Linked DNA regions of Homo sapiens: region 2 is linked to region 1. A link is an interaction called in ENCODE POLR2A ChIA-PET data of the cell type or tissue named here. Cell type or tissue: A673. All regions are shown on one strand. Links, peaks and the distances in the headings refer to the core of each region. The heading gives the core; the rest is flanking DNA.

Region 1 (15,191 bases), core at 4,861-8,860:
GGATGCCAGGATCTCCTTCTACCACAGTACTCCAAAAAAAGGCAAAAATTATTTTCTTTACATCTTCTGAGGGGAAATGATGTTGGGCTGATCCAGAATTGGAGAAATCAAAGAATATGCTTGGAGGGTAAAGACAGAAAAGGCTGGTCCTGGGAAGTGGGAGATTCTGCAAACCTGAGAAGGGAATGGAGGGATCTTTGCTTTATAGCACCCTGGGGAAGTCACAGGATTGTGGAAAGAAATGACTGTACAGTGCACTGAGGAAGGCTGGGCACCCAGCATCAAGGGTTTCATTTTAGCTTTGGCAAAGACCCTAAAGCCCAAGCCTCGAGTGAAAAGAGCAGGGTCTCCTGTCTTCACATGGACCATACAGGACTTGGACAATGAAACTCTCATGGGGGATTATGATGGCCTGAAGATAAAAGCCACATTCCTCAATTTCCAGGACCCACATAATGCCTTCTCAACCTCAATCATACTTTCATGTGACCCTAAAGAGGCAATACTGGATAAAGGACATTGAATTTTTCATTAGCATGGTGAGACAAGGTACACGGTTAGATTTAATTTGATTTAGAAAAGTACAAGGACTTTTCTACATCTGTATATGATGAAATAAAATTGCTATTTTTGCAGTGTGATATCTTTCATTTAAAAAAAAGGCAGTGACATATTGGCCACAGCACTTCATGAGAGACCAAAGAGCACAAGGAGAGAGTGTGGTAAGTAAAGCTGATTGCCTTCAGTATGCATGTCCCTTTCTTCTAAAGCAACAGTACCTCCAAGTTTTAGGAAGGCCTATGGCTCCCTAGAACACATTTCATTTCCCAATTTCCCTTCCATGTGGGTGCAGGCATGTAGCTAAGATCAATGAAACAGAAGCAAAGTGGCCGCTTCTGGACACACTTCCTAAGGGACCACATGCATCCATCCACGGTTTTGCCCTTCTTTTTTCCCCTTCCTCTACCCTGCTGCTTAGAACTTGGGTGCTACCACTTGGATCCTGAGATGCAAGTCAAGTAGCAGAGAGCAACGAGCTGGCCAGAGCCTGGGTCTGTGGTATTATGGAGCACCACACTGGAGGTAAATCACTTACCTGAAATTTTACACAGAGAATTATACTCCTATATTGTTTAAACCACTTGATGTTAGGTTTTTGGTCATTTGTTGCAAAATCTAGCTACAGAGGTTAGTTATCTAAGTACAGAGGTTTGAGGGAATTCACAGTTATGTCAGGCCAGGTATGATGGCTCACATCTGTAATCCCAGGACTTTAGGAGGCTGAGGTGGGAGGATCACTTAAGCCCAGGAGTTCAGATCATCTTGGGCAACATAGTGAGATACCTTGGTTCTATAAAATACAAAATAAAAAATTTAGCCAGGCATGGTGGTGTGTGCCTGTGTCCCCGGCTACTCAGGAGGCCAAGGAAGAAAGATCACTCAAGCCTGGGAGGCGGAGGCTGCAATGAGCTATGATCTCACCACTGCACTCCAGCCTGAGTGACAAAGTGAGAGAGACTCTGTCTCCAAAAAAATTCAATTATGTCAGAGTGTTGAAGGAGCAGGGTCTACTTGGCCTTAAAGGACAGATCACTCAGAGGGAGAAGGTGGCTGTTTTTTAAAACCTGAAACATCTTGCAGAGCACAGATAAGCATTATTCTGTGTGGCTCCAAGGGGTAAATCCAGCACTATGGAAAAAACATTCTAGGAAGATAAATGTGGGCAAAATATAGGATGAATATCACTTTTGATACCTTTTTGATACTCTTATCAGTATCACTTTTAATTGAGGCCAGTTTCTGATCTGGACACTGTAATTGGCTCTATTCCCAGATATGACTGGTTATTTTCATAAAACATCCCTTGGATTGTAAGCTCAGTGTGGGGAGGGACAGCATCTCCCTCACTTACCATAGTGCCCAACCCTTAGCCAGTGCTAGATAAAGATTTGTTATGTGGGATAAAGGACAAAGCATAACTGGAAGGCGGAGTGGCAAGAGAAGAGATCTTTGAGGACAGTCCTTCTCATAGCAGCAAGCAGAATTTCATTGCTATTTAAATTCAGCTCTTTTTCTTGTTTGGTAAAGTCAAAGCAAAATCTACATAAATAAATGAATCCAAGAACGAGTGGCCATTTTCGTATAACAAGTATGGGATGGAAATGATTCTAGGGAAGAAAAAGAGAAGTTCATTTGCTTTCCCCAATATATGTGTACATATGTGGAAATACCTAAAGAGAAACACACCAGGAAATATGGTATAAGAACTTCACCAGCATTGCTTTCAGGTATGTAGACATTTCAGCCACATTTCAAACTATGCCATCTTGGTCCCATTCAGAAAATTTGAACTTTGCAACTAAAACTATATCAGATGTTTTGCTCCCAATCAATTTTCTTTGCCTTCCTTTTATCTCAAAAGCTAATTCAGGTGTGCCCTGCTTTAAGAGAGCCAAATACAGTATACTACAACCCAAAATTGACAACCTATAAATTAGGAGAATTTACATTACGAAAAGATTCTGAATGGTAACTTCTCAGGAGATAGGCAAACATTGAAACTAAAGTCATTTTATTAGAATAAAATCAAAATATCTCCGAAATTATGATGTAAACCAATGAGAAAACACTATTTATTTATTTATTTGAGAGAAGATCTCATTCTGTCACCCAGGCTGGAGTGCAGTGGCACGATCACAGTTCACTGCAGCCTCAATCTCCCTGGGCTCAAGTGATCCTCCCACCTCAGCCTCCCAACTAGCTGAGAGGAAAACATTATTTTAAGGACACCCATCCACTTGAGACATCCTTAATAGACCAATCAGTGCCAATAGAAGTGACTAGATGTCTTTGGAGTCTGGCAAGAAAGAAAAATCTATGACATGCATGGCTATTGTCTAAAGGGAATCCTCCCTGTGTTATATTGGAGGAAATTATTATTTTACATAAAATTGACTTATAGAAAACAATCATGGTAACAACACTTTTCCATGGTGCTTTTATATAAAGAGTCTTTTGAATCAATTATTTGGCCTTTGGTCATTCATTCATTCATTGGTAAACATTACTTAAAGCCCAGTGTCCCTGAGCCTAGGTTGGGTGCTGGGCATTCAAAGAATAAGTTATGGAGATACTTTTGAAAAGTCCATTCACAAACAAGTAATCATACTAGCTTGGGATGAGTGTCATAGAGTACAAACAGTCCTATGATGAGTGCTCGAGACTACAGATGGTTGCAGATGGTTTGAAGTATGATTTTTCTACTTTATGATGGTACCCATGCAACCATTCTGTTTTTCACTTTCAGTACAATATTCCATAAATTACATGAGATATTTAACACTTTATCATAAAATAGGCTCTATGTTAGAGGATTTTTACCGAATTGTAGGCTAATGTAAGTATTCTGAGCATGTTTAAAATAGGCTAGGCTAAATTACGATGTTCGATGTTCGTCAGGTTAGGTATACGAAATGCCTCTTCACATCAGCGTCAGCAGATGGGTCTTGGAAGAACAATCACTGTCCCTAAGAGTTTTCATTGTATCCTGTAGTAGCCATATTGACTGTGGACTATGAGAAAGTTTTTGCCTTTGGATCATGCTTGGCTTCAGCAGAGAATCTGGAAAGAAATAAGAAATATCTTTTTAAAACTTAGATGTATCATCCTAAGATGGGAGAAGATAGACTAATCCAAAGACAAGGCTGACCTGAAGACTAGAAAATGAGAATATAAAACTTAAGAAGTGAAACTTTTCTACCATTAGGTTGGATATGGGAGATAGAAACCAATATTTCTTGATTATCTCCTGTGTTTTGGGCATTGTCCCAGGAATACTTATAAAAGATGTTCTGCATGGTAGCCATGATATGAATACACTCCATTCTCAAAGATACCAAATCTTAAGTTAAACCAAGTGTACTAGATGTGAGAGCAAGAAGATAGCAGAACCAGATTGGGAACTAAAGTATGTTTCGTGCCAAAGCCTGTGCCCTTTTCCTGAAGCTGAAAGTAGACTTTCTCTTTCTAACACTATAGAAAAAGACTACTTTCTTCTCCATAATTCTAGAAGTCAGAGCTGAGTGGGGGGACTCTATATGTCTTTTCACATGTTCCCTGTCAAGAGAGTATTTCTCTAGAGTAAGAGCTTCAGACTGAGACCCAAGTGATACAAAGGGCATACAGGTAATTGGGACAGATAGAAGAGATTAAACCTTTGTCTATGGAAGAGTAGAAAGGAGAGTTGGAGCATCTGCCACCCTGCACTGGGGTGGCTTCATGCAGGGAGCGGGAGCTGGACATGTGGGGGTTGTTGTCTGGGGGTGAAGCAAGGGGAGGGCAGGCAAGCTTTGGCCTGGATGGGGTGGGGAAGGCAAGGAGTGAACTAAGCAGGGGCCTCAGCCAGGAAAAAGAATGACTTGGTCTGACTGATGGGTTTGGAAAGAAACTGGGCATGCATTGACCAGCCCTTCCTCTTCATTTTATTTTTGGGAGCTGCTGATTTATGAGAAGACAGCATATTGCCTTACTTTTTCATGTTACAAGTTTTGCAGGGACAGACCTCTTCTCCGGGGAGAATTTACGGTTGCCAAATGCAGCCTCTGACTGGGTTGGTCAGTCTGTCTCATTCTGCAAGCCAACTTGCTGATAGGGGAAACATTGGCCAACATCAGCATCATCAGTACAAATATATTTTGTATTCCTCTCTGCCTTACTCTTTTGTCTTATTTCTTACTTGGTCCAGAATTTAAGTGGGAGAAAACAGTGTGTTATTAACTGGGCTGCCTCAAATTTCAATAATGTGAATAGGAGGAAGAAGCAGGGTTTGGGAGATATAGTGGATTAGGTGCCACAGGCAGGAAAAATTTGGATTCACTACTGGGCTGTGATGCGGAGAAAAGGCATTGCAGTAGGAGGAGCTGAGAGGTATACAAGCTGCATCATCTGCACTCTTCTCTTTTGGAGAGGTTGATTCTGCATGAAGGATCTCCCCTAAGACAGGCAAGCAGAAATTAGGCTCAGCTTAGGCAAAAATGGGAGCAGAGAGTTTCAGATTAACGAAGTTTTGCTCCAAGCCTAAGGAGATATGTTCTTTTCTCTTCAAATTCATTTTAATCTGCTATTTGCCATCAGAAGTCCAAGTAGAAGGAGACAATTCAATTCATTTATATCCTAGGTTATTAGCTACAAAACTCAAATCTGTTTGGCTCACACAGGGGCCAGTTCACCAGGGCAGTTCATTACAAAGGGATTTGAGATCACAAAGGGTCTAGTATTTGGACAAAACAAAGTGTCATAAGAGAAGGTGGCTGGTCCAACAATTCGGGATCTAGTTCTCTCCTCTGGGGTAAGTAGGCAAGGGAAGAAAAAATTCCTGCCTTAGCTTCAGACTAACCAAATGTTTTTTTCACAACCATCCTCAAATACATGTGTACGTGTGCCCACACACACACACACACGATTGTTTTAGCTATATAAATAACATATGCCATTGTCGAAAAATGGTAAGTTGACAGAAGAAGGAGAAAAATCCAAAAGTATCTATTAGGATCATGTTTGGCTGCTACAATAAGTCTACAGGAAATAACATGAAGATGGTGCAGCAGCTCCACGATGCCTTCAGGACCGACCCTCCATCCCTCCCTCCCTCCCTCCTTTCCTTCCTTCGTCTTGCTCTGTTGCCCAGGCTGGAGTGCAATGGTGTGATTTCAGCTCACTGCAACCTCCACCTCCTGGGTTCAAGAAATTCTTCTGCCTCAGCCTCCCAAGTAGCTGGGATTACAGGCTCCCACCATAATGCCCAGTTAATTTTTTTTTTTTTTTGTATTTTTGAAGAGATGGGGTTTCACCCTGTTGGCCAGGCTAGTCTCAAACTCCTGACCTTAGGTGATCTGCCTGCCTCAGCCTCCCAAAGTACTGGGATTACAGGCATGAGCCACTGTGCCCAGCCATAGGATGCAGGCTCTTTCTTTTTTTTTTTTTTCTTTTGAGACAGAGCCTCACTCTGTCTCCCAGGGAAGTGCAGTGGTGCGATCTCGATTCACTGCAACCTCTGCCTCCCAGGTTCAAGCGATTTTCCTGCCTCAGCCTCCCCAGTAGCTGGGAGTACAGGCGCCCGCCACGCCCAGCTAATTTTCTGTATTTTTAGTAAGGACAGGGTTTCACCATGTTGGCCAGGCTTGTCTCGAACTCCTGACCTCGTGATTCGCCCACCTTGGCCTCCCAAAGTGCTGGGATTACAGGTGTGAGCCACCATGCCTGGTGCTCCATTTCACCATTCTTATCATGAAAGCCTCTGCCTCACAGCTGGTGCCTCTTTGTTCACAAGATGGCTACTGCAGCTCCAGGCCTCATATCCTTCTGTGGCAGGAAGGAGAGAAGCAGTGCCCCCCTCAGTAATTGAGAGAGAAGAACAGATCACAGAATGGCATGGAGAGTTGATACATATGCTTTGAAAAAAGTGTAATAGTTTCAACTGGGTGCATAACTAGAAAAGAGAAGGTTCTCATTTTGTCAGCTGGGTGTAAAATTGGAGGAAGCCTTGGTGCTTTAACCTGGGTGACGGAACAGCACACGGGTTACTAAAAGAATGGAACAAAAAGTTTCAAAGGAACTTTCTGAGGAAAGGGTAGTGCCTTTATCAGAAAAGTTAAAGCTTTTTTTGAAACTTTTGCTTTAATTCTCATTAGCCAGCACTTTTCGCATGGTCTCCTAGCTGCAAGGAGTTCAGGAAAGCGAGTATTTTTGGCTGGGCCCCTCGCTCCTCTCAATGACATCAGAATTTTGTTGGTAAGGGCAAGGAGGAAATGACCACTGGGTAGGAGAGTTAGTGCTGCCTCTGCTTCTGGCTCAGCCTGTGTTCTGCCTCCCCTTCCCATTCCTGCGTCACCCACAACCTGTTCCATTCTCTCGGTAACCCTGTGCTGTTCTGCCACACAGGTGGGAGCACCAACGCTTCCTCCAATTTTACACCCAGCTGACAAAATGAGGACCTTTCTCATTTCTAGTTATGCATCCAGTCAAGACTATTATACTTTTTTCAAAGCATATGTATAAACTCTCCATACTATTCTGTAACCTGTTCTTTTCTCTTAATGACGTATTGTTAGTGGCTTTGACAGAAGTTAAAATCCATTGCATCTCAGCTGCACAGCATGCTTCCTTGACTCATATTTACCATATGCCATACAGTACTAGAGATGCCAGGGACAGACCCCGAACAAGACCACACAGTCTCAGCTCTCATGGAGCTGATATTCTAGTGGGAGAAGACAATGAATAAATAAATAAGTGAATACATGATACAGCAGATGGTGAGAGGCATTAAGGAGAAAAATTAAGCAGGGCAAGCGAGATAGAGCATGTTAGGAATGGGAGGAGTCTCATGTCGTATGTGCAATGGTCAAGGAAGGCTACATTGATAAGCAGAACCCCAAAGAAGAAAGAGGGCACGTTGTGTGCATTTCTTGAAATTTTCCAGGCAGGGGAAACAGCAGAGGCAAAGGGAGCATGCCTGGTACGCTAGAGGAACAGTACCAGGGCTTTTGTAACTGGATCAGGGTTAGCAGGTGAGAGTGTTCAGAGGTGAGGCAAAGAGATAGCAATGGCTGCTCCAGATATAGTCAGTGCAGCATTTTTTAATCAATTGCATTGTATTTAGTTATTTCGTTGGACATTCTATTTCTTTCCAGTTTTTCATATTTACATAGATTTTTAAAGGTTTAGGTCATTGGTGCCTACATGAAAATAAGAATCGATTAATCTAGTTTTCTGAGAGGAAATTTTAAGTACAACTCACTTCATTTTAAAATAATGAATGGTGAGGCTTCAGTGAGCTATGATCACACCACTCACTGTACTCCAGCCCAAGCAACAGAGCGGGAACCTGTCTTTAAATAAATAATAAAATAAGATAGTATACAAGTAGTGGGGTGGGCAGGGGAGCATACCAAAACTCATCTCATTTGCAAACAAAACAAATTTTAAAATATGCTTAATTATCTTAGCATGATGAGTAGAGAAAAATAGCAATAAATAGAGGAAGAAAAAGGAAAATAGGAACAACAAAGTAGAGAAACACAAGGAATAAAAGGAATAAAGTTTCCTGAAGTAAAAGTTGTTAGTTCTACCTTTTGCTGCGTAAACCCTTGCCCCCCTCACCCCCTTAAAACCATTTTGTTAAGCTCATGGTTCTATGAATCAGGAGTTCAAGGAGGACGTAGTACAGATGGCTGGTTTCTGCTTCACAATACCTGAGGCTTCAGTTGAGGTGATTTGGACGGTAGGAAATAACGGGGCCAGATCAACTGGGGCCATATAGCTGGGCTCTCTGTTCTGGATATTGTCTGGGTTCTTTTGTTCCCCTTCATATGGCATCTTCTGGGGCTGGAATGTCCAAGATGGCTTCTTTATTTACTTGTCTGGAATCCATACTAGGATCCAGGGTGGCTAGAAGAGCTTTCTCCCTACTCTCCCCCTAGCTCTCCTCCCCACCCCCACCACCACCCACTTCACTCTCTCCAGATGACTAGCTTGGGCTTCCACACAGCATGGGAGTCTTAGGGTAGTTCAACTTGTTACACGGTGGATGGCTTTCAAGTGGCCAGGGTGGAAGTCACTGGTCCTCTGAAGAATAGGCCTGGAGTTGGTATAGCATTACTTCTGTCATACTCTCTTGCTTAGCCCAGCTTTTGCCCATGCAAGGTCCATGGCTGTGGTTCCATAGGCAGATGACAAACAAGACCAGACTCAGGGTCATTCTGGCTCACAGTCCTGAATTGTCCACCTTGAACCTCTCAGCCACATCTCCTATTTGGTTATCCATTTATTTATTTATTTTTAGACAAAGTCTCGCTCTGTCACCCAGGCTTGAGCGCAGTGGTGTGATCTCAGCTCACCGCAACCTCTGCCTCCCGGGTTCAACGATTCTCCTGCCTCAGCCTCCCAGGTAGCTGGTATTACAGGTGTCCACCAACACACCCAGCTAATTGTTGTATTTTTGGTAGAGACGGGGTTTCACCCTGTTGGCCAGGCTGGTCTCAAACTTCTGACCTCAAGTTGTCTGCCCACCATGGCCTCCCAAAGTGCTGGGAGTACAGGTGTGAGCCACTGCATCTGGCCTGGTTACCCTTTTTCAGATCTCAAAGGTACTCTTAGTCGATAACAAATTACAGACTATCTCTATAATCTTTAGAAAATACTAATTCTTTTTGTTTGTTTGTTTGTTTGCTCTTTCTTGGTGATGTGCTATTTTTTTTTTTTTTTTTTTGCTTTGCTTTTAGAGTAAGTTCATACGTGCAGCCTTGTAAATGGTAACTTGTCCAAGGTAACAGTCGCTGCCAGGAGAGTCAAAGGGAATGTTGATTGTATTTATTTTACTATCTGTGTACTTCCTGAAAGAAGGGCAGTTTGATAAAATACAGTGAAGCTGCTCTGTTTGGGGCACTTATTTGCAAGTCTGCATTAGCTAATTCCCTCCAGACTTTTGGATTCATGTCATCTGGACCCACTGTTTTGTGTATGTTCAGATTTTTCAAGTATTCCTTTACCTGCATTGACAGAGCATGTATTTGACAGAATAATATTAAAAAATATAAGATGGCAAGCAGATGGTCAGTCTTGACTGGAAAGAGATCTTGTTGAAAATGGTTTGTGAATGCAGACCATGTTTTTGTTTACAGGAATGTCCTTTTAAATATTTAGTTTGATCAGCAATGGAGGTCTTGAAAGAAAGAGCTCAATGCCTGCAAGAATATGTTAGTTGATATCCTCTACCTGAAATAATGGCTTCCTTAAAAAAAGTAAAAAAGTAAAGAAGTTTTTTATACTTCTTGCTGCCAGATGTCTGTATTGCTACCAAAATCATGGAGGTGAAAAAACCTTTTCCTGATCTCCATGCCTGATGCAGCTCTGTTTTTTCAAAGAAGAAAGGCATGGAGTTCAATCTAGTGAAAACAAGAGGAGGAAAAAGAAAAATAAAATGGAAAGACAAAGACTCATACCAAGCAGAATTTCCAAGGACCTCAAGTTTAGTTTCTTTGTGTTGGGAAAACAGGTTGGAGAGAAATCTGGGCTCTGCACTGATACTTGAAATAAGAACACTAAGAACTGTTCTTTAAATAAGAACAGTTTCTTATTTGAAGAATAGAAAGACCAATTTAAAACTCTGGGCACATTGCACAAGTTGCAAAGAGAAACTTGGTAGAATAATACTAGAGTTTTTTTCTACAAAGACTAATTTTTTTTTTCCGTGGATGCCAGTGTCCTGATAACAGAAAAGAATATAGATCAGTATTTTGGCAGTGACCCCTAGTACCTTTCATTATTCACACAGTCAATTCTAGTACCCTCTTGCCATTAATCTCTGGCTGTCACCACTGAAAACACAAGTGGAGAGGAGTTTGTCCAATGCCATTAGAATGTCAGACCCAATACCCTGCTTTCCAGTCCTTGAATCCCCATTCCAATTGCTAAGACATAGGGATAGGGTGATATCAACAGAGCAAGCCTGGAAATTGCTTATATCTATTAGCCACTATATGATGCCGAATATTTTGAAAAGGTTGAATATTTTGGGAGAGTGGACCTTCTATCTTTAAGATGCACATACACTTAACCTTCTTTGTCTCATACCAGGATACAAACCCATGTACAAAAGCACCTACCAGCCTCCAATAGCCCTATGCCATTTTGTGTCTTCAGACATCTTTCTTCTATTTCTTACAGCCTATGGTATTTTCACTCATTTTTCTACACTTACTCTTCTTCTCTCTCCCTTTCTTTTATACACAGCCAAGTTCTTTCTTTTACATTCTAGGCCATACCTCTGTTAGGAGTTATGGCTAAGCCATTTTAGTGGTTAAAATGAAATCTTGTTTTTAATGTTATCACATTGAAATGTTCAATAACTAATTCTCCAAAAAGACATCTTAAAAGATTGTTTTCCTTTACATGGAATAAAACAATTTATCATTATAAAGCTATGGGGGCTGGGAAATATGGCAGCAGCTTCATATACCTGCTTCCAGATAAGGCTGGTTTTGGCATCCGGATAAGTGGGTGTCTAATGGAGAAGGAAGATTATTTCATAAGAGATAGACCAGTGTGAAGAAAATTAGTCAAGTAGTAAGTGATTGACTACCGATTCATTAAAAAACCAATTTGCCAACAAAACAATTTTCAACATTATTGACTCACCAAGAACTTGTTGCTTTGTAGTTCTTGGCACAACCACTTGAAAAATTCCAAGCTTAAAACCATTGAGTATCTTCACACTCCCATTTATATCAGTTCATGACTCACAGTCACAGGCATACAAGCCTCTCCTTATCCATGTATAAAAATATTCCTAGTCCATACTTGTAATGCAACTCCTTTCTCTCCCTGTCAAGAAAGAAAATCTGTAAATTGTAGGAGGCAGGAAAAGCGAGAGATTGGTTTCACTTCACTAAACTATTTAAAATTCACTATACTATTTAAAAAATTCATTGAGATGGATGATATGCCTGATATCTGAATTTTTTTAAACCCAAGAAATTGTCTTCCTCCAAAGTAAGCTATATATTGAGCAGCCTTACTGAAACACACATTCCTGTTACTTTATTACTTGTCAGAACAAAATTATGAATCATTAAATGGGCAAATGAGTCATAGGGCCAATTCATCTATTGACAAATTGCTATCACCTGAAATCAACTTTGATGAATTCATCTAGAACCATTTTAAAGATTGTCTTTTAAGCAATTCTGGAATGTATGCATTTTTTCTCTCCAGAATTTTTAAGTTCATTCTTTTTTTTTTTTTTTGAGACGGAGTTTTGCTGTGTCCCCAGGCTGAAGTGCAGTGGCCAATCTCTGCTCACTGCAAGCTCCGCCTCCCGGGTTCATGCCATTCTCCTGCTTAGCCTCCCGAGTAGCTGGGACTACAGGCGCCCGCCACCATGCTCGGCTAATTTTTTTGTATTTTTAGTAGAGACGAGGTTTCACCGTGTTAGCCAGGATGGTCTCGATCTCCTGACCTCGTGATCTGCCCGCCTTGGCCTCCCAAAGTGCTGGGATTACAGGCGTGAGCCACCACGCCCAGCTCCCCCTTTTTTTTTTTATCAGTAGACATGCCAATGAGCTGATTTAAACAGTGAAGTTATTCATCAATAAATACTTATTAGGTACCTAAGATAAAATATTTTGTTAGACACTTACAGGTGAAGAAAAGAAAGGAAATACTAATGAAATAGGTGATGAAAATTCTTCTCTTTGCTGACTCAGAAGACAAAATATTCATATACTGGCTGACTTGAGAACAATTACAAAACATTCTATCAACAAGTTCACAATGGTGCCACACAGTGTGATGTGCCGACAGCTCCGACCTCCTGCTGGGTCATGCCCATAATCCATTCCCAATGTCTACACATGAAACTCATCCTTTTTCCTCAAGCATGATGTCTTTTTTTCCTTCCAAGATAAAACTTCTTTCCCATTTTCAAATCATAAGATATTCTTCTCCCCAGGCAAATCATTTTAAACCATACAGGTATTTTTACAGTTTTTGTTGTTTGACTCACATATGTCTGTTTTGATTTTAAATTCAATAGGAAAAAAATCTGAATGTAGTATATTTCCTAACATAGAAAATACTTAAAAAATACTAAGTTAATATTTTTAAAAATATATTTATGTATATACATGTGTAGATGATGATTTTAAGCAATACATCAGGGATCAGATGTCTTTAAACATCTACTTTTGAAATCCTTCTGGTATTCAGAGAAAGCTTGGCCCAAGTTAAAAGACCAGGTGACTAACCAGTCAGCCAAATAAGATCTACAGAGAATACAGGAGGCTTAAAAAAAAAAAAAAAAAGAAAAAAAAAGCCTGTCGTTTCAAAAGATGAGTTTTCTAATTTAAATGCAGCCAAAGTTCCCAAGGATGCAAAAAGAAATCCAGCCGGTGTCAGATCCCAAGGTTTTGGGCCTCTGACATTATACATAATTTTTCAGACATGCACCTTAATTACTAGGAAATACTTTAAAAAATAACCAAAACATTACAACAGGTCCTGAGGCATGGGAAGAGAGTCCAAGAACTGAGCAGCACAGTTCTCCAGGGTAGTGACCACATTTCCTCTATTGTTTCATATAGCAGTGTGCATAAGGTTGATGGGCAACAAATAAATTAATAAAACATTCATGACTGGAGGGAGTTTTCATAGAAGACACAAAAAATATTTTACAAATACTGACAAGCAAAATGGTACAATTATGTAGTTCGATTCCTTTCAAATACTCGTTGATGTCAGTATAACCAGACATGGCCCACTTCCACGTATTCAGCCTTAGCTGCCTTTAGAGACTATTCAAAATTTAACTAATGCACTGGATTCATAGTTTGCTATATTTGAGCGTCAGCATACTAAGAATTAACAAAACAGAAATGTCTGTTTTTCACATACCTATTGCACTCCAAGATTTGTTACAAGTCCACATCTGCTATCCGGGTCCTACCTCATATACTTTATTTATGAGAAAAAAAACATATATAATGCTGAATTTTTAAATCCTTGAAATGCAGAGTTGGAAGAGCCTTTAAAGATGTTCTAGTCCTGCCATCCAAGTCCAAATTCCTCCTCATTCAAGTCTAGACACAGAGATTCATAGCTGAACTGCAGCATCCATACATCTTTGGTCTGCCTAAAGCAAGGGTTGGCAAGCTGTTTCTGTAAAGGGTCAGAAAGTAAATATTTTAGACTGTGTAGACCATACAGTCTTAGTTGCAACTACTTCTGTCTGCCTTTGTAGTATAAAAACAACCACAAACAACATGTAAACAAGTGAGCGTGCCTGTGTTCCATTAAAATTCTATTTACAAAGACAGTGGGCAAAATTCAGCCAACCTCTGGTCTAAAGAATTTGCTGTCAAGCATGGAGCATCAAGATGGGTGGAAAAAATAGCCTAAATAATGCAAATAAAATACTCATGATGAATATCAGCAAAAGCTGTCCCTGGCTTTTCAGTCCAAAGGACTCAGATTTTTTAAATAAATTGAGCTTCTTACTAAATACTTTTGTTGGGCCTTATTAAGTAAAGTTCACCTTCCTCTACTCCACCCCTCTAGCCAACCCAAAGATAAAAGAGAGAAGCTGCCAGGCATGTTGGCTCATGCCTGTCATTCCTGCACTTTGGGAGGCCAAGGCGGGTGGATCACTTGAGGTCAGGAGCTCGAGACCAGCCTGGCCAACATGGTGAAACCCCATATCTACTAAAAATACAAAAATTAGCTGAGCATGGTGGTGCATGCTACTCAGGAGGCTGAGGCATGAGAATCATTGAAACCGGGAGGCACAGGTTTCAGTGAGCCGAGATCGCGCCACTGCACTCCAGCCTGGGTGAGAGTGAGACTCTGTCTCAAGACAAAAAAAAAAAAAAAAAAGAGAGAGAGAGAGAGAAGCTAACACATCCAAGCAATCATTTACATGCATTCTGGATATTCTTAAGCGTGATGTTATTTTAAAACAAAATTAAATACACTGTGGTTGATAAGAAAAGAATGTTATAACTTTGTCCTAAGTGGATGGCACCCAATCATATGCAGATAATAGAGGTGATCTATGAACACTGGATCTGGAAGTAAAGGCAGTGCTCAGCTCCACATGGAAGATCACATGGGGAAGCTGATGTTGAAATGAGGGACAGCACGGCCTATTACAAAGCCCATGAGCTGTGGCATCAGAACCATCTGGATTTGGATTGTTTCTGCAATTTAGTGATTCTGAAACACTGGATATGTTTCTTAATTTTCTTGAGCCTAGAGTACCTCATATATAAAATGGAGATAATAATATTTATTTCTCAGGATTGTTAGGAGGGCCACATCAGGTAAGTCCTGCAAAGTACCTAGCACAGTGCCTGGCACACAAGAAACACTGACATTCTATACAGAAAGAATAATGACTGCTCTGTTATAAAACTTAGCCAACTCATCACCATTTGGAAAAATCTGCAACCTGGGACAAAACAAACAAACAAACAAACAAACAAACAAAAAAACACCTAACTTTTAAGGAAATGACTTGCTTCTATATTTCCTGAGGAAAATGTCAATGCTTTCACCTTGCTAAGTAATAGTTACAATCAAGAGCTTAGAGAAAGGCATTGAACTTAGCACAGAAGTTACCTGTTTCTCTCACTTTTACC
Region 2 (15,191 bases), core at 5,893-9,892, 170 kb before region 1:
GGGGGCTGATACTTTGGAGTTTTTGCCTTCCCTCTGGTGCCTTTCAGACACCTTTGGAATGGAGTGAAAAGATCAATGGGAAGCCCTTTAAAAATCACAGTGTCATGATTAGTTTCAAAATGTATCCTTCTGGATTCTGACCTGATGAAGTGGTTCATTGGCTCATCGAATACTAATTGATATTTGAACTATATGACAGGCAGGAACTGGGTGTAGAAAACAAAGAAGAAATCTTTCAAGAAGCCTAGAGTCTAATGGGGGAGACAAATGAAAAACAGATATTAGAGTACAATGTACAATTTTAGATTAATATTTTTTTCCTACAATGTTTTCTTAAGTGCGGGGAGGCGTGCTCATCAAATATGGAAAAGATAAATGTATGAAAGAAGAGATGACTATTTTCTTTATAATAGGGAAAATGAAAAAGTAGAGATAAGGTCACTGAAAAAAAATTCCAGAAGAAATTTGAAGACGAAGTAGAAGAAAAGTATCACTTTTTCCCTATCACAAAGAAATACATTAAGAAAATTTCTTTGCCTTCACTTTGGAAAGTTAAAGATTACAGTTAAGCTTAACAAATTAGAAAGCAAAAGATGTGGTTTGGGGATAGTGTTGTCAAACCATGGTTAGTGTTAAGGGGATGCTCCGGTGTGCTCCCGAGTTATAGCAGTTTAATAGGCATTTTTGTTTTACAGGAGATGGTTGTGCTCTGAGGAACATAAAGCAGTCTGAAGTAAACAGTCGCACACAGGTGGGGTAAAGGAATACACAGTCTCAGAAGTTGACTTTTCATCTCATTTTTTATGATTCTCTAAGATTTTAGGGGAAAAATCCACCCTTAGTCAAAAAGTGGAGTGAAAATTGTGAGATTAATGTTACTTCATAGAAAATAATGAATGTTTCAGTCCTATTTCCTTATGCTACAAGTTTTCAAAAAAGGAACGCTATACATATATATGTATACACACACACACATATATACATATTTTTTAAGGCCCAAATTATTTATTCTATATGTATTTCTTTTTCTCTGTGTATGACCATTCACAAAGCTAGGTCACTTTGCATATGCACATGTGCTTAAGAGCCAGCACAGGAAAATGAATAAATATTTGAACTGCCATGCTGCTGGGTTTTCACAAATCAAACATGTATGCACAGATGCTATAGCCTAAGTTCAAACTTTAGCTAATGTTAACTCCAGCCAAATAAAGACTAATTAATGCTCAATATTAGATGAAAAGGAGGCATCTATGAAATAATGGAAATGAAATTAGATGCTATTGGAGATTACCAAGAATTAATATCCAAATTTGTTGTTAATACTCCAATCACGTTGGCAATATACTTGAAAGTCCCTTTAAGATATGCATCTTCTTGACATTTGGCCAATTATTCAGATAGAGATTATATGAAATCGGATCAGGACTTGAACTAGATACACACAATTTGACATGTAACATGTATATCTTTTCTTGTATGCTTGCCCATAAGCTTACAGAAAAATATGATTTTTAAAACAGTTCTTAGTACTTTCATTCTGACTAAAGAGATTTAGAATCAATACTCAGAAAATTTATTTGGTTCCAAGAACATTTGCCCAATCTTAGACTAAACATTTGGAAATGGTTTTACAAAATGATTTGACTATCAAGTATTTCCCAGCAGCTATAACAGTTACACATGGAAACTGAATTTAAAAAGCTGAATCATGATTTTAGGCATTTCTTTTCCTTAAGGAAAGAGTCAGTACATTTATTTGTAATCTCTTATGTTCTCAAGGACTACAAATGGATAGTTTATGGGTTGAGTGCTCTATGATACTTAACTGAGTCATATCTCTCCTAGAAGCCTAATTTAGCACTATTTTCTTGGCACTAGTTTAGGGCTGACTTTAGGAGTTGAGTTGTTTTTCTTGGAGGAAGCTTAATATTCACTCCGAGAAACATTAACTATTCCCGAACATTAGCTTATATCCTTAACGTTTTTAAACAGTTGTGAAGTGAGTTCTTTCTGCTACATGCCCACACTTCCACAGTGGCCCTGACACCCTGGCCTTTCCAGAGGATACCTTCTTCCTGGACCTTCCTTCACGGTCTTCTCTGGATTGATGACCTTTCCTCAGAAGCTGTAAATTAAAATGTCTCCATTCCCTTTTTTAGAAAATCAAATACTTCATTCGTCTTGTCTTCCGAATCTACTCCATCTCAAACCTAAGTGGAGCTTCAGGCAACTGTCTTGAACTACCTTACTCAGCTCAACTTCCCTAAAATGGATGATTCTGGGTTCAGCATTCCGTTAACTTAAAAACTGCTTATCTTTGTTTAGCATTGTATAGAATATTCCAGAAATGTCTCTCTGAACTCGGCTTCACGATCACATTCATGGAATCAAACATTCTTTCATTTCAAGATGAGATGACACGAGTTTTCATTTTGTTGATATCGATCATATGATGATAATGCATAATTTGTATGTGTCACATAACAGTGACACATAGTTTGTAACGTGATTTAAAAGTGCACTGACTGATTTTAACCCTTACAACAACCATGTACAGAAGTATAGCCATTCAGATTCATGCATGCAGAAGCTAAATCCAAAAGACAGTAATTGACTTGCAAAACATTGCAAGGCCAGCATATAATGAAACTATAACACCCACCCAGGTTGTATAGCTCCACATCTTTTTCCCTTCTCACTATTCTACACTGCCCCAGAAAAGTATTTTGGGCAATTATTCAGCATATTCTGTGCTTCTTATTTTTTTTACGAAGAAAATCAGTGTTATAGGCAACCATCCTCTTTTATCTATAAAAATAGCATCTGTTTTTAAAAACATAATAAAAATCTAGCTTCCTTGGACTATGATTTCACTAAGAAGAAAAATGACCAAATAAGGAGAAAAACTGCATTTTAATATAACAATTTAAAAGATCTTAGTTCAAAAGAATGTTTCTAATATATTTAAAGGACAAATCAGCACTAGAATACTATTTTTATAGTAACAGCTTTGCTCTGAAAAAAGTTTTCTCATCAAAAAGTTCAAGATGTTTTAGAAATATAAAGAGCATCTTGTTTCTCACTAGATTTCTATAAAAGTAGAAATCCTATCCTGCTATTCTTATTTATAGCTATATCTATCTATCTATACTTTCTTTAATCTTTTATTTCTATTATTCCTCTTGAAAACTCTATAGAAAAGAAATTCAGTTAAGGCTATGAAGGCTAAAATATCCGTGATAAATGTTAATGACTTATTTTTGTTTTTTTTTCTCTCTTGTTTATCACCTGCTATAATATTTGATTATGTTACAAATGTTAGCTATAAATTCTGTGGTATCTATGATATAGAAAATATACAGGCACAGTTCCTGTACCTCTGGACTTTACAATCTCATGTATTATGTGTTATTGTCTGTGACCAAAATATGGAGAAGAATAAAAATGCTTGTTCCCCATACAGATGCCATACGAGTCTTTCCCATAATGATGTAGGCCCATCTACATAATCACATCTCTCCCCTTCCCATCCACATGGCTTTCTACTGAAGAAATCTCCACGTCTCTTGCCTTTAATCCCTTGTCCAGTATGGTCTCTGTGTTCCCTGGCTGGTGCTCCCGTGCATGTGTTCATTTCTGTAGAATGTTACCATCCATGACATTATTTTTTACTTATGATACATAAATACAGAGGAAGTCATTTAAAAGACTTCATTTAAAGCTTGTATGTGGCCGGGCGTGGTGTCTCACACCTATAATCCCAGCACTTTGGGAGGCCAAGGCAGGGGGATCACCTGAGGTCAGGAGTTCAAGACCAGCCTGGCCAACATGGTGAAACCCCATCTCTACTAAAAGTACAAAAATTAGCCAGGTGTGGTGGTGGGTGCCTGTATTCACAGCTGCTCAGGAGGCTGAGGCAAAAGAATAGCTTGACTCTGGGAAGTGGAGGTTGCAGTGAGCCGAGATCACGCCACTGTGCTCTAGCCTGGGTGACAGAGCGAGACTCGGTCTCAAAAAGAAAAAAAAAAAGCTTGTATGTGTGCATGTGTGTGTGTACATATAATATTTATACATATTTACATTAAGACACATTACTAGTCAAAGCTACCGACACACTGCTTCATGCTCCAGTATCAGAGAAGCTGTGTTTACAAACATTGAGCAGAGCATAACACCAATGGAAAATTTCAGGGAGAATCTTCCCAAAGCAGGGAAATTGGCCATCTACCTGACTCACTCAGTCCCTACTATGTTTCTAGTCTTCTGGAAGAAGTAAATATTCAAAAAAGGTTTCCAACTAATTTCTAAGCCTCTCATTGCCTGGAAGAAGTCCTCTTCCTCTTGTAGCTCTTCTTCCTCAAGCGCTGAGTCATACCTTCCATATATCTCATAAAAGAGTGCTTGTTAGAAATGCTGATTCCTGGACATGACTCTTAGATTTGGGGGGCCCAGTGACTTGCTTGGGAGGATGAGGTGAGAGGATGGCTTGAACCTAGGAGTTCGAGGCCGGCATGGGCAACATGGCAAACTCTATCTCTAAAAAAAAGTACAAAAATCAGCCGGGTGTGATGGTACATGCTACCCATTTGATAGTAGTAGTCTCAACTACTCAGGAGGCTGAGGTAGTAGGATCACCTGAGCCTGGGGAGGTCGAGGCTGCCATGAGCTGTAATCGTGCCACTGCACTCCAGCCTGGGTGACAAAGTGAGACCCTGTCTCTAAATAAATAAATAATTAAAAAAAAACGTTGTCATGGGAAAACAATGCTTACACACCTACAATTCTTTTCTCTAATAAGGGAGTTGTTAGCATGAGAGAGTTACTTTTTTGGAGTTCCAAAAGTGGATAGAAGAAAATGAGTGTATTTTAAAAGACATATTAAATATAATTTGATCTCCCTGTATTTCCTGCTGATCAGTGTATGTAAGGAGGTAATGGAAATCCAACCAATTTGTAAGACTGTAGATAAAGAATTCTGATGAGTCTCAAATAGCCCACCAAAGATAATTCCTACTGTATGCTTTTGGGTATAACAGTGAACCCCAACTCAAACTGATTTAATAATAAGGATATTATTTACTTAACATAACAAAAAGCCTGGAGATGATGCACATTTAAAGTTGGTAAATTCAGTAGGTCAAGAAATGTCGGAGCTTCAGATTCTTTCTTTCTGCTCTTCCAGTTGACATTTATTCTCAGTCTATTTCCTTCAGAGTCAAAAAATGGGTACAGCCATTTGCAGTGTCCATTCATAGTGGCACTTCCAGAAATGTCAAGGTCCAGCAGGAGAGTCTCTTCCGACAGTCCCTGCAGATTTCATGGCCCTTTTTAACAGGCCAGACCTGCTTTGCAAGGGGAATGGGACCAGCATCACCACCATGAACAAATCAGATTTACCCCAGGGCCATGGAGAGGGTCACTTTCTGTGAACAAAGGAAATTGGGGAATGGATAGAGAGTAGCAACTGGTTTGGCTTTGCACATTTTACTATTCTCTGTGCTGGTTTGTCTTTGAGGGTTGGTAAGAAGCGCCCTCTTGACCCTGAAATCAGCTGCACAAGATTTTTCTTTGCATTGTTTGTCCAGGGCTAGTGCATAAAGTGTTTGCCTTTGTCAAATTGTTCCTGAGGAGGTAGAAGAACAGCCCTCTTTGTAGAACGTGTATGTTTCAGTTTTACAGTTATTATGGAGATGGTGTCAGTGGTTTTTGCTTTCCTGGTCTGTTTGGAATTTTCCTCTGGCAAATCCAGATTTGTGGACCAAAGGGTGTAGCTGTTCCTGACAGCTAGTTAATGAGTGTGCCATACTGCCTAAAGACCAGCTGTAACTCATTGGTCATGTCCAAAAGGAATTCCAGAGATGGGTAGTAAATAACTAACATGAGCTTCTGCCCACATTCTGGAAGCCGACTAAATGTCTACTGACTTTTAATGGGAGTCAACTGCAGTTCTGCTTGGTTAAGTTGAAGAAGAGCAGAACCTGGGGTTGTGCTTGGGGCCGTCTGCTGCCCAGTCATAACTATTCTCTTTGTTCAATGCCGCTCTTCCGGCTCCCTGTCAGTTCAGCAGGGGAGTATCCCACTCTAGGAACAAGTTGTCTATTGAAATGAGATGCTTGTCTCTCTGCAGATGCAGTGGTATTCAAGTCCCTGGCTCTAGATAATACACAGTTTGGTATGTCTGGGCTTATTGCCAGATGTGCAGGTATCTCTGATCTTGGGAAGAACTGTTGGTGGTGGTAGCTTTTAAAAAAAAATTAATTTTTTTAAATAAAAGAAGGATGTTTGTAAGGTGCTATCTTTGATTGTAGTTGCTCTTTCCAGGATATGGAAGTTACTTTGGAGTATTACACGGGCAGCTTTTTGGCCTTGGGAAAAATTCTCCTCCAAATAACTCACTGGGCTTTGTAAGGGTTAGGAGGTGACATCTTGGTACCTGGTGAGTTCCATTCCCTTCACATACAGGGAAAGGAAGTTCAAGATAGTGGGGGAAGAACAGGGCTTTGGGGCCAGAAAGACCTCTGAGATCAAGTATGAGACCAGGTATGCGTAAGCTGTGTGACCTGGTAGCAATTTAAACTTCAATTTCCTTAATTCTATAAAGTGGATTCCTCATTGGGTTGCTGGGGTGATTAAATATGATGAATGACACTAAAGTACATAGCACAGTTGCTGGCTGAAAGAACTTAATAAGCATTATTCAATAGCACTAGGGAGGGTGGCGGTGATGGCAGTAGTAGTCACCGTAGCAGCAGTGGTCATGTAATCCTTATTGTTTATGATTTGCAGTGCTCAGTATCAATAAATGTAGTACCACTGTGATGAATGATTACAGGTCTCTCTGTATTATCAATGTAAAACCTGCACTCTCTGATTTGCAAGTTAGTCACTTAAGCCTGGCCGTTTCTGTGGCGTTTGGAATTCTAGTTTCAGCTGCACAGGAATATGTATGGCAACCAGAACAGGATTTTTTATGTGCTTTGTTCACCTAACTTGTGCAGGACAATGGCAATTTCCTTTGTATTGTGTGACGCAGAGTTCATAGGCATACATTTCACAAAGATGTTATCTAGACTGATTTCCTTCATTCAGCTCTAGCCTGGCTATTTAAAGTACTTGATTTGTGGATAGGGATATCCTCCCCCCACATTCTTGTAAGGCCAAAAAAAAAAAAAATGAATGGAACAAAAGATTTACAGAGAGAGCAAAGAACACACGCATTCATAATATTAACAAGGAACAACATTACTTAATAGTAAAAGGAAAACAGCTTAATAATAGTGGCTTGCAAACTACATCTGACCCACAGATTCCATTTGTGAATGGGTCCAGCCATGTGAACATTAAAGCTATATGTATTAGACATGTATGAGAATTCCCTGTAGCTTTTTTTCATAATATTACTGTAACAGGACGCTGCATCAAGAATGCAGTGCCTTAAGCACTTAACTGCTACCCTGCAAGACTTTACAGCTTAAAGTACTTCCCTTGTTCTCCTATCTTCAAAACACCCTGGGCTGCTGGGAAAGAGATCCAGACTTTAAAATGTACTATTGTTTGAGATTGCTTTTGAAAGGAACATCTATTTTATAAAATTTAATTAATGACTACCAATTACATTTCAGGATTTGAAAGAAAAAAAAAGCTTCTTTTTCTTCAACAGTTACCACTCTCTAAAAATAACTCTCAGCAAGTTACAAAATTAGAATTTCATTAAAAGCAAACTTAATTTTTCCATGTTCAAAGTTATGTGTTGCTTACAAACTACCTTTAGTATGCTTAGGCTGTTAAAGAGTTGACAGATACACTTTTCTCCAAGATCATAACAGTAAGTATTCACACTATGATGTCTGCATGTGTGTTATGCAGACAGAAAAAAAAAAAGAAAAACCCAAATTCAAACAGACGTGTAGTTAGGCTATAACGAGCATGTATAACACACTGCAATTATGCAGATATTTCTGTCAAAGAGATGTCATTTACTCAACAAATTTTCAAATAGCTGCTTTGTGCTTAGATGACTAATAGATTATTCTCGAGCAAATGTTAAGCAGCCATCTAATAGATCACATTCAACTATAAGTTCACTGTTTAACAAGTTATAATGGTGCTAATAATTGATAAAATTCCCTATATACATATAAGCTTAGAATTAAGCTAATTTTTCAACCTATTGTTTGACATCAAATGGAACACAAAGCTAATATGGAAGAGCTTGAATGTTGGAACAATCTAATTTTCTTGATGCTTCCCCAACAGACGCAACAACTACAGTATCTTCAGGATGCAAAGCCATACAGGCGCTGTCAGTTCCCTTCTACTGGGGGGCAAGAAAACCTCCCTTTGAGCTGTGGTGACAGGGTTACATGGGAGGGTTTGGTTGCTCTTCAGTTCAGAAGCCATCACTGCCAGCACCTGCAACTTGCTGCTCTGCACCTTCTGCTCTGACCACTGGTGAGAGAAGTCACTCCTTCCTTCTCTTGCTCTTAAGATCCCTCTTAAGTCCTGCAGGGTAACACCTGCTTGGCTGCCACAGAGGTGTCTGGGTCTCCTGGTGCCTTTATGGATACTCACCACTCATGCAGGGTCTTCAGGGAGAAGATGAAGAAATCAACAGCCAGCAGCATGAAGAATGCCAGCCTCTAGGTTGAGTGATTTCATTCACAGTTCCTCAACCTATGTGCAAATCACTTTCAAGTGAGGAACTTCTATTCATGTGAACAAATGTAAGCATCAGAACAAAAGTGCCTCAGTTCTGCTCATCACAAACAGATGACATTTGTGGGTGTACCAACAGCCTTTATAGAGAAAATGGAGGTATGATTTGGTAGAAAACATAGAGGCCAAGGCTCTCAGGAAGACAGATTTTGCATTCTCTGGTTATAGCCACAACATATTAGATAGTAAAATCACAGGAATGTCGTTGAACAAGTGGGCTGGGGTATAAAAGGAACCATTCTACAGCATGAATTCCAGTATTCTCCTAATGAAAAGGAAAAAGACCAAAGCATAAAAGTATGCTGATGTTATTAGAGAATATGGTCATTGCTACACAACTGGAAAAAGTGAGCATGGGAAAATGTCACTGGATCCAGGCAATACTGGTTTTATCCCCCCAGCCCCTGTATTTTATCAATGGTTGCACAGTGCCACTGTTGAAAATCTGTATAAATTCACAATTACTCCAATTATATGGAATAATATCTCGCAATGTAGCCATTTAAATCTGAATTAAAGCACTTAGAATGTATTTTCTTTAAGTGGCTCTTTTTGAAAAGATGTGAGAATTCCCTATTCTTTGAGGGCTACTGTTCAGTGAATATACAAACACATGTAAACTTTTTCTGCTACTGCAAGCTGAGGCAGAAGAGAAGGTAGGATATAGTTGATATAGGAGTTTACAGAAGAGTTCTGTGGCTTTTTCTGAGAACTCATATCTGGGCATACTCTGTCCCAGGGCAGTTCTATATTAGTGATAAAATTGGTCTACGTTGGCATTGCTTTCTTCACTCTATTATGGTGTTTGTTCATGGCCCTATGGGTTCAAACAAATTAAGGACAGGTTAACTCTTCTTACAAATGGTTAATAATCATTTAGTGATTAGGGAAAAATTGTCACTGTTGCTTACTCCTTATAGAGTGCATACCAGTGTTTAAAAAGATAAAGACATTTTTGATGGATACCTCCCACTATCTTTTATATTTATTCTTTCAGTCAACCATAATTTCAGAATAACAGACTTACCTATGCATAGCTACTGAGGAAGCAAGGTATAGTTTGGTAAATTTTTTAAATAATCTTTTTATCCTTTAGCATTAATTACCTCATTCACTGAATGCATCATTCTGTATACAAAATGTTATTACAAAGTGGATTTCATAAGAAATGCAATCTATTTTGCAGACTATAGTGATTGTTTACACAGGATAAATTAAAGGGGTGCTTTGCAACATCGCTTATGCTTAAAGGACAAAATATTAAGGAGGTTTAAAGAAAACTTACAGCTTAGTTTTGTGTCTGGTCAGGTATATGTAATTTTTAGTACAATAATAAAAAACAAACTTTCATGGAGTTCTGCAAAGGTCTTTCCTGTATATCAGCATGTATATGAAGAGACCATGTTTACGAAGCACGGAATCGTCCCCAGGTTACTCTTGGCAGCTGATAATGAATGAAGGAAACATTTCAAACCTATGCTAGTCTACCTCCAAAGGCCCTACTTTATCTTCAAATTATACTAGATAGGAGTGTAATCATGATAAAGAATTCGTAAGAATGCAGTTCATCCCCTAAATATCCTAGCTGAACTTCTCAAAGTGATAAGGAATGCTCCTCTGTCACAGCCCAAGAATAAACTTAGCATATATAGGACAGAGGTGTGGGAAAGAAAAAACAAGTTGGTGTCTGTGGTATGTGCCCAAGATGCCAAAATCACTGATGTTTTGAATGGCAGTGGCAAGAACAACCTCATTGGCTATAGTCATTGCAATAATTGTTTTTTATAAAGTGAGGACATCCTTTTGAAAGATGGCTGCTTTAGATTTTGCCTTGAACACAAATTTTGTAGACAGTAGACCTGTCACAATGCCCAGAGAGTCCTGTTGCTGCACAGTTTCCCTCCAATTTCTAGAGAAAGTGGCCAATGATTAAAAATTTAAAAAAGCACTCTCATATCTGTAGTACTATTCAAGGAGGGACAGGGCATTACTGCCTGGTGGTAAATACATTCCACACTATTTATCACCAAATAGCTCTATCTGTCATGGTACTGTGACTGGTCCTACACCCAAATTAAGGTTTATAGAATTGAAACTATCCTTTTAACTATCCATTGAACTTGTTTATTCATTTATTTTTTTCATTTATTCAACATACATTCATTGAGTGCCTTCTATACACCAAGCACCAGGGTGGGTACATAGTTCCTGGCATATAGCCAGCATTCAAGAAATGAGAAAGGAAGAAAGAATGAAAGAATATGATCTTTGCCACTTGACAAGTCTAGTGATGCTTATGTTAACAATCAAACATTATCAAGAGAAACATAAAATTACAGTGAATTCATAAATGTAGTTTGAGACACACATATCATGCACATTGGCTGAATTTGCATATACAACCACATTAACAAAATTTGAAGTTAAAATTTGAAGGCAATAACTCAACTATCTGGAAAATTAATATCCCCTGAGATTCCAAGATTAGATGAGCATTTACAGTACCCAGTTTTGACTCCAGCTCTCACTTCCCTCTTCCTTCTGGGAAGAAGAGGTGCAATGACAATTAATGTGAACCTTACATGAAGTATAACTATCTTGTTTTATACTTCTTAGAATGAAAATGCAGATTTCTCGTGCTCGAAAACCTGGACATTGAAGCCAAATATATGCTATGGAAAAATTAAAGAATGAAGGTAACCGGATTATCCAAGTTTACATAGCTTACACTACTCAAATTTATTTTATTTTTTTGAGAGACAGGGTCTTGCTCTATCGCCCAGGCTGGAGTGCAGGGGCATGATCATAGAGCTGCCTGTAGCCTCGAACTCCTAGGCTTAAGTGATCCTCTTGTCTCAGCCTCCTGTCAAGTTTAAACTATTCAAACAAACCTTCATTTCTTGGGTTTGGTAAATATTTCAGTCCTGCATTGACTGTGTCGTTCTGGCGCCCATCCACTAATAGATCCATGCACTTAGAGGTTTTAGAGGAGAAAGGGACATAGATGCCTAATCAGCAATTTGTATGCTAAAAATACCGTGTACATTTGGACACATCTGGATATATTGATACGCACACAAACACACACACACACACACACACACACACACACACACACAAACATCTATAAACTTAGCTCCTGGGTTCCATTCTTGTTGCCCTTGATAAGTAGAGCAGTTATAAGTATATAAAGGATATTTATGTGTGTGAAAATCTCTTAAGTCTTTCAACATTTGATTGCTTTACATAGTTGTGAGATGATGGTTTCGGGAGGGGGTAAAGAAGGAAGTTCCAAAATGTGAATGGTATTTAAATCTCTTAAATTTTTTTCTTCAAAGGAAGAGAAAAAGAATGAAATTATGTTTTCCCTCTTCAACAAGATGGCTTGCAGAATGGCTGTGGGCAGAAAAATAACTTAAAAGAATATAAAGACCCAGTGACTTGAGTCCCTTTCATGAAATATGTGGGTTAAAAAAAATCCAATAACCATAAAACAACCTTTTCTTTGATGCTGAACAAAAAACAAGCTTGAAATTTAGTGCTGCTGAGCAAATGAATGAAAAATACAGATGTCTTTTACCTTCAGCTCAACGCAGATTTGCCATCTGAACAGCTCCATGCTTAATTTAACTCTTTGTATGACTGATCATATCAAAGCATTTAGTTAACAGCAAAGGTTTAAATTGAAACTTAAAAATATACATTTTTTCCTTCCTTTTTTCCTGTCTTAGTGAATTAGAAAGTTCAGCTGCACCATATCCCTTTTCTTGTCCTCCCTGAATTACAAAACTTTAACACATAAAAGCAAAATATGTATGTCTTTTCCTGGTATCGTAATCTAGTCTGATTTTAAAAATTAAGATATCGATTGTTTTATTTAAAATGTAGGACCTTGATGCTATTTTAATTTTCCAAAGTCAGCTCGTAATACCAATTTCCCCAAAGGTCAAAAACAATATATTAAGGAAATACCACCTGCTACTTAGAGCTTGCACAGGAAATTTGCATTTCCACTTTGTAATGCATTATTTAGGGGGAGGAAATGACAGCCTGCTTCATTATCCCAAGGCGCAGAATCCCAATAGCTGCAAAGCAGCAGACAAAAAGCAAAAGAGGCCGGTGTCCATTTTCCCACCAAATATCATGGAAATTACAAATTCAGTAGGAGAAGCCAAAAAGCATGTGTTGAAAAATGCCAAGCTCCCCGCAAACTCTCTCTTCTGTCCCCATGAAAGCCAGGCTTGCCTGCCAGCCCACTTGAGTTGGGCTAGTTCCACAGAGGGGCAGGTACGGGCCCTGGGCACATTTTTCAATCTTTTGTAAATAGTCCCTGAAGGATTAAGGTGGTGGTCATGGCCGTACCCTTTAACCTGCCTCAAAGAGTGAGGGAGAGCTCATGGAGCTTGCCTGTCCAAAGTTCAATAGACCCTTTCTAAAGTTTTATTTACACACCAAACAAGGTTGAAGATAGATTACTTCCTACTGTCTAGCTCACAGGAAAGAAGCATTCTGTTCAGATATAATATATACATTAAGAAACAAAGGAGTTGCTAAAAGCTTCTCCTCTTGTAAGCATTCAACTATACTGGGGCTTACAATATATTCTACTCTGAAATAGGCAGCTTTTCTTGAGTGTATCATCTCTGTCCTCTTTCTTCTCATCTTTTTCTATCTTTCATGGTTTCCCCCCTCTACAGTTCTTACTTCTGTATATAAAAACCTCTATTCCTCGCCACATATCCCATACTTAATATGTGTGACTATTAAAGCCATCTGTCTTGACACATTACAAAAATGCATTCAACTTATCAGTGATTTTATCTCGGTAAGGGCAAACAACCAGTTTATCCAATTGTTTTTCCCCAGTGAGTCAACTGAATATCCTCTTTAAAATGAGGTATTTTCAGTTGAATTTAGTTTAAAATTGAGTAGAAATGAGCATTCACCAAAGTGTTTCGTGTAAGGTGCTTCCTGTGCTTGAAGAGTTGGTGTAAGGTTTTGTCATCTACCTGTGTAAATTAGCTCCTTAAATATACATCTCTTTATAGATGAGATCACCTCTCAAGTGCCCTTCTAGCTTAAGAATTCTGGGATTCGGGGTTTAGGGATAGGTCTTCTGCAATCTAAACACTCCCTTTTTAAATTTGCAGATTTCTAAAATATATATATGATATATATTACATATATACATACATATGTATGTATATAAATATCTAATACATATATACATAGGTCTCTTTAGACATATCAAGTCGATACTTTTTTTTCAATTTTTTAAAACAAGTAAGTGTTTAAAATTAGGATTACTTCCTTTTATCTTCAAAGAGGAAAGGTTTTTACATTTTATAGTCATAATGCACTAAGAACAAACAAAACAAAACTCCGCTTTAAAAATCAAGTATGGGAAGGCTGCAACACTGAACTATAGAGTATGGAAAACATGAGGAAGTCTTGTTACTCAGAGAAATGGTTTGACAAACTTTGGCCAGAGAACAGTCCTCAGTATTTATGTAGGAAGGAGTTTTGAGAACAGAGAAATGTAGAACTTGTCTGCACAGTATCCAAACACCTATACAAAAACTTGGCCACTTCTCTGAATATTTTAATTGCGATTCTAAAAGTTTGCTGTGCATAGACCAATTCTTAAAATGGTAAGAAGGTTAGAAAAAAGGAAATCCCAAAGTAAGATACATACATACATACATACATACATGCATATATACAGTACACTACATATATAAATATATATGTACTCTTTGTCTTTGCATCCTTTATATATGTGTAATCTTTATACGGATATAAATACAGCCATGCACCACATAATGACGTTTCACTCAACAATGAACTGCATATATGGTGGTGGTCCCAGAAGATTATAATGGAGTTGAAAAATTCCTATTGCCTACTGACATTTTGATCATCCACACCCTATGTGTGCCTAGGCAAATGTGTGTGCTATGTCTTAGTTGTTAGCCAAAAAGTTTGAAAATTAAAAAAAATTAAAATTTTCAAAATAGAGAAAAGCTTATAAAGATATAAAGAAAAATATTTCTGTACAGCTACATAATGTGTTTGTGTTTTAAGTGAAGTTTTATTACAAAGAGTAAAAAAGTTAAAAAAATTTAAAGGTTATAAAGTAAAAAAGTTACAGTAAGCTAAGGTTAATTTATTATTGAAGAAAGAAAAATATTTTTTATAAATTTAGTGTAGCCCAAGTGTACTGTGTTTACAAAGTCTGCATAGTGTACAGTAATGTTCTAGGCTGTCACATTCACTCACCACTCACTCACTGACTCACCCAGAGCAACCACAACTTCCAGTCTGGCAATTTCCATCCATGGTAAGTGCCCTATACAGGTGTACCATTTTAAAATCTTTTATGCTGTATTTTTACTGTACCTTTTCTATGTTTAGATATGTTTTGATACACAAATACTTACTATTGTGTTACAATTGCCTACAGTTTCAGTACA

Evidence for each region. Peaks named below come from ENCODE experiments on the same cell type or tissue, not always from the same donor. Only the 100,000 strongest peaks of a DNase experiment are listed, where the experiment ranks them.
Region 2: POLR2A ChIA-PET joins it to region 1 with 5 read pairs; 2 of 35 experiments call an interaction of 5 or more read pairs at or near these places.

What each region holds. Positions count from the first base shown.
Region 1 is chr12:65,761,668-65,776,858 of GRCh38, reverse strand. It overlaps the pseudogene RPSAP52. Among named protein-coding and RNA genes, the nearest start is that of HMGA2, 55 kb to the left of the region's middle. RefSeq lists a silencer at 11,156-11,450 and an enhancer at 15,053-15,191. In A673, for the core only: a CTCF peak has its summit at 6,394; a DNase peak (open chromatin) is centred at 6,368.
Region 2 is chr12:65,928,198-65,943,388 of GRCh38, reverse strand. The region is part of intron 3 of HMGA2 (high mobility group AT-hook 2); the gene reads right to left. HMGA2-AS2 (HMGA2 antisense RNA 2) reads left to right here. Exons shown (of 4, transcript NR_199060.1): 3 at 696-751; 4 at 8,260-10,071. Among named protein-coding and RNA genes, the nearest start is that of HMGA2-AS2, 13 kb to the left of the region's middle. RefSeq lists a cis regulatory region at 13,126-13,139 and an enhancer at 13,060-13,204. In A673, for the core only: no CTCF peak of the experiment used is centred there; no DNase peak of the experiment used is centred there; H3K27ac peaks cover 1,936 bases.